Regions from separate parts of the Homo sapiens genome. Here region 1 is linked to region 2. Evidence: chromatin loops called from intact Hi-C (ENCODE). Cell type or tissue: heart right ventricle. All regions are shown on one strand.

Region 1 (2,500 bases), 50 kb after region 2:
TCTTTGATGTCAAATAATTCCTGCATTGAGAGGTGGGATATATTTCCCGCCTCCTTGGACCTGAGCTGTGACTTCTTTAACAAGTAGAGTATGACAGTTTCAGGCCTAGGCTTGCAAGAATACCAGCAGCTTCTTCCTTGTTCCCTTGGAGCCCTGAGCTGCCAAGTAAGGCATTAGACTACTGTATTAGTCTGTTCTCACACTGCTGATAAAGACATACCCGAGACTAGGTGATTTATAAAGAAAAAGAGGTTTAATGGACTCACAGTTCCATGTGGCTGGGGAGACTTCACAATCATGGTGGAAGGCGAAAGGCGCATCTTACATGGTGGCAGACAAGAGAGAATGAGAGCCAAGCAAACGGGGAAACCGCTTATAAAACCATCAGATCTCGTGAGACTTATTCACTACCACGAGAACAATATGGGGGAACCTTCCCCTATGATTCAGTTATCTCCCACTGCATCCCTCCCACAACAGATGGAATTATGGGAGCTACAATTCAAGATGAGATTTGGGTGGGGACACAGTCAAACCATGTCAACTACCCTGCTGGAGAGGGCAGGTGAAGTGCCCTGAGACTACATGGATAATGAGAGGAGTCTTGCTGAGCTCAGCCTTTCATTGTCCTTGCCAAAAAGCCAAGCTTGGGAATGAAGCCAGATGAACCATCAGATGACTACCACCAAGTAACACCAGTCAACACCATATCGAGCAGAAGAGTCACCCAGCCAAACCCTGACCACATTTCCAACCTGCAAAGTTGTGAAATATAGTAACTTTGTTGTTGTTTGAAGCCACTAAATTCTGGGGCAGTTTGTTATGAAGCAATGGATAGCCCTGCACTTTAAACCATTGCTGACAGAGATGGAAAATGACCTAACATGAGTAAAGCCGTCAGACATGGACTCATGTAGAACTACAAAGTGTAAGAAAGAAAAGCAAAACCAGGACAATGCAGATGAGGACCAGATTAGAACAGGCCACTCCTGAGTTAGGGTGTCTCCCAAAACCCAGTGAGAAGACACAAGAAGTCAACATCAGAATCACACTATTTTTACAACTATACAGCAAAATTGTTAAGAGTGCAGGGTATGCAGTCAGGCCAACTTGGCGTTAGAGCCCAGTGCCACCATTACTGGCTGCATGCTTAGAAGAGAAACTTGACCATGCTAAGATCCAATTTACTCTAGGGCATGTAGTAGTACCTGTCTGTTGTGAAGATTAAATCAGATAATCTGCATACAAGTGCTTTATCAGAATACCTGGCTATGCAGGTTCTAGGTCTGCTTGACCTTGAATGTATGCCTTGTCTTTCCCCTGACTTGCTCTGCATGCCGAGTTTCCTGGGCTGTGTGTTGTCTGATTTCCAGTTGGGTTCAGCCAAGAGGAGGCAACAGCAAAATATTGGAGAGCCAAGGAAGAGAGAGAAGCCTAGCTGTTATACCCTGAATCTCTTCTAGCCTTTTGTTGTTGTTCATTTTGTATCTGTTTTCTTCTGACTTTTGTTTTCCTCATCAACCTTTTTTTTCTCTCTTTTTTTTCCTGAAGGTATAGTTCATTGCCTATCCTAGCTCTATACAAGATGGTCTCCAATTCAGCTTCCCAACCTCCATGAGTCCAGGGCTTTACTTCCAGCCTTCCTCTCCCCCTACTCCCACTCTGCTACCCACTTCACCCACTGCTGCTAAATTTTTAGCCCTATAATTTGTAGGTGAGTATCAGGTGTACAAGGCTCAGCCACCTCCCTGGACTCATGCACCCACTCTGGTCATGGCCTCAGAGCAATTTTCTTATTTTTTGTAGGCTTATGCATTCATAAAAGAGTAACTTTTATATTTTATCTTGCATTTTTAACATTGTGTAGCATTAGGTTGCAGGATCTCTTATCCACCATGTTGCCAGAGATGTTGAAACTATTTTTTATAGTATTAAGCATTTAGTAAACTCTATTATGTTTTTCCAGGCTTTTGGTCATTTTGATAAATTTCTTCTTTATTTGTAAAAGTTTCTGCTATCGTTTGAATATTTGTGTTCCATCAAAATTCCTATGTTGAAATTGAATCCCCAATGTGATGGTATTAGGAGGTGGAGCCTTTGGGAGGTGATTAGGTCATGAGGGCGGAGCCCTCATGGAGGGGATTAGTGTCCTTATAAAAGAAGTCCCAGAGAACTAGTTCATCCCCTCTACCATGTAAAGACACAGTAAGAAGGTGACATCTCTGAGCCAGACAGCAGGCCTTCCCCAGACACCAAATCTGCCAGTGCCTTAATCTTGAACTTCTCAGCCTCTAGACATGTGTGAAATTAAATTTTTGTTATTTACAAGTCATCAAGTTCATGATATTTTGTTATAGCTGTCCAAATGAACTAAGATAGCTCCAAATTAAAATAAATGCTTTATATATAATTAAAAGGAGTTATCTCAAGCAGGCAGATGCTTGCAGTCATTTTTCTGTTGTCTGGGGTAGCTGTTGGAATTCTGGGTGACATGGCTCTT
Region 2 (2,500 bases):
TGGCAAAGGTCCTTGTTAGCCCACATGATTAGGAATCCACTTTACTTGGAATGGACTGAGAATGTCAAACTTCTAGGTTAACCAGCCATTTTTTTTTTTTCATTGATTCATTGATACATGACAGACTTGGAAGCCACTCGCTCTCTCAACCAGGGTTTTGGGTTGATCAAGTAGATGTTATTGTCACAGCTCAATGAATACTTCTTATTTCTCATCTGCCTAAGGCAGCCCTGGTGTTCAAACATATCCTTGTTTTTCCTCCAAACACACGATGCTCTGAGAATTTACACCATTAGGAATAATCTCCTACCCTCAACTCTGGGTGTATAGGGATTCAAGATTTCCTTTGTATATAGCAATTTTCCTTCTTTCTTTCTTTCTTTCTTTCTTTCTTTCTTTCTTTCTTTCTTTCTTTCTTTCTTCCTTTCTTTCCCTTCCTTCCTTCCTTCCTTCCTTCCTTCCTTCCTTCCTTCCTTCCTTCCTTTCCTTCCTTCCTTCCTTCCTTCCTTCCTTCCTTCCTTCCTTCCTTCCTTCCTTCCTTCCTTCTTTCTTTCTTTCTTTCTTTCTTTCTTTCTTTCTTTCTTTCTTTCTTTCTTTCTTTCTTTCTTTCTTTCTTTCTTTCTTTCTTTCTTTCTTTTGATGGAGTCTGGCTCTAATGCCCAGGCTGGAGTGCAGTGGTGTGATCTCAGCCCACTGCTACCTCTGCCTCCTGGGTTCAAGCGATTCTCCTGCCTCAGACCCCGAGCAGCTGGCATTACAGGCGCCTGCCACCATGCCTGGCAAATCTTTCTATTTTAGTAGGGATGGGGTTTCACCATGTTGGCTAGGCTGGTCTTGAACTCCCGACCTCAGGTGATCCATCCGCCTCGGCCTCCCAAAGTGTTGGGATTACAGGCATGAGCCACAGCGCCCGGCGCCTTGTATGTAGCAATTTTCTATTTAAAAAAAAAAAAAAAAGACAGACTGATAAGGGTCATTGAGCAGCCGGCAAAGGATCCTAGGGAGAAATTGTCATTGCCACTTAATTTTCCAGGCCCTGTTTGGGATCTCCTTCTTTGGGATGACTTCTCTGAATCTCTCCTTATCTCCTCATGCCTTAACCCTCTCCCCCACTGGGATAGGTGCCCCTTTTCTGAGCTGCCTTATCATCCTGCCTCTGCCCTTGCTTGACATTCTGAATTGTTCATCAGTGATCTACTTGTCTGCACCCACCTCAAGACTGTTGTTTTAGAGAGCAAGGACTTTTTTTGGTTCATTGTTCATTCCCAGAGTCTAGTACAGCTCTTGAGATGTAAGAATTACATCATAATTGTTGGTTGAGTTTATCAATGAATAGATGCTTCAGATTCCATCCGTTTCTCTCCACTGGCACCAATCTCTCTGGCTTGTTTTCCTGTGACATTCCTGGGCAGGGATCCTGCAGAGTAGATAGAAAAGGCCTGTGTCTATCATGGAACTTGTCCCTCCCAATTGGCTTGTACAGGCAGTTATGTCACTACAGATCCTCATTTTAATTGGATTAAGGTATTCTCCTCTGAGAAGTGAAAACAGCATATAATTTACAAGGGATATTAGGTGGAGTTATAAAGTGTGAAAGTATTTGTTCTGTTTTGTTTGAGACAGAGTCTCGATCTGTCACCCAGGCTGGAGTGCAGTGGCACCATGTCATCTCACTACAACCTCCACCTCCTGGGTTCAAGCGATTCTTATGCCTCAACCTCTGAAGTAGCTGGAATTACAGGCATGAGCCACCATGTTCAGCTAATTTTTGTATTTTTAGTAGAGACAGGGTTTCACCATGTTGACCAGGCTGGTCTCAAACTCCTGCCTTCAAGTGATCCTCCCGCCTCGGCCTCCCAAAGTGTTGGGATTACAGGTGTAAGCCACTGAGCCTGGCCTAGAGTGTGAAAGTAGAAAGGACCTTAGAGGTTACAGGATCCATCCCTCTTATTTTACAGATAAACCAGGCTCAGAGGTGGAAAGATTTGTCCAAGCTCTCATGATTAATTCATGGCTAAGGAAGATATCCATTGCTTTAGCCTGCCTCAGGCCCTGTGGGGAATCAGCCCTTCCCACTCTTGGTCCTAGCATTTTGGCTGGTGCTGACTTTACTCCCAAATCCAGGATGAGCATGAGAACTAGGCCTCTTCAATCAGAGCACCAGGACTTATGTTCCCAGAAGGCCAATCAAAGCCAGTGAGACATGATTTCAGGACATTGGAAAGAGAAGTTTATGTGCTCCATTGGGGTTGCTGAGAGGATGAGATTCAAGCTTGAGACTGTAGACAGCCATCTTGTCACCAGAGGCAGACAGCCAAGGGAAGCAGTACCAAGAGATGGAGAGAATGAAATCCAGTTTTCTTGGTTTGGCACTGAGGTCTCTCATAATGACATCATTGGAGACCCTGATACAACCATGCCTGACCTCTGATCTCTGTAGGAGCTAATTAATTACTGGGGTTTCTGTTTATTTCTTGCTCAGTCAAGTTTCTGTCACTTT

The links. Peaks named below come from ENCODE experiments on the same cell type or tissue, not always from the same donor. Only the 100,000 strongest peaks of a DNase experiment are listed, where the experiment ranks them.
Region 1: it touches region 2 in a loop (2.1-fold over the local background); 19 of 110 quality-filtered maps call a loop at or near these places.

What each region holds. Positions count from the first base shown.
Region 1 is chr12:93,664,050-93,666,549 of GRCh38, forward strand. No RefSeq gene overlaps it. Among named protein-coding and RNA genes, the nearest start is that of CRADD, 12 kb to the right of the region's middle. In heart right ventricle, no CTCF peak of the experiment used is centred here; no DNase peak of the experiment used is centred here.
Region 2 is chr12:93,613,998-93,616,497 of GRCh38, forward strand. It overlaps a transcript of SOCS2 not described here. Among named protein-coding and RNA genes, the nearest start is that of SOCS2, 43 kb to the left of the region's middle. In heart right ventricle, no CTCF peak of the experiment used is centred here; no DNase peak of the experiment used is centred here; H3K27ac peaks cover 989 bases.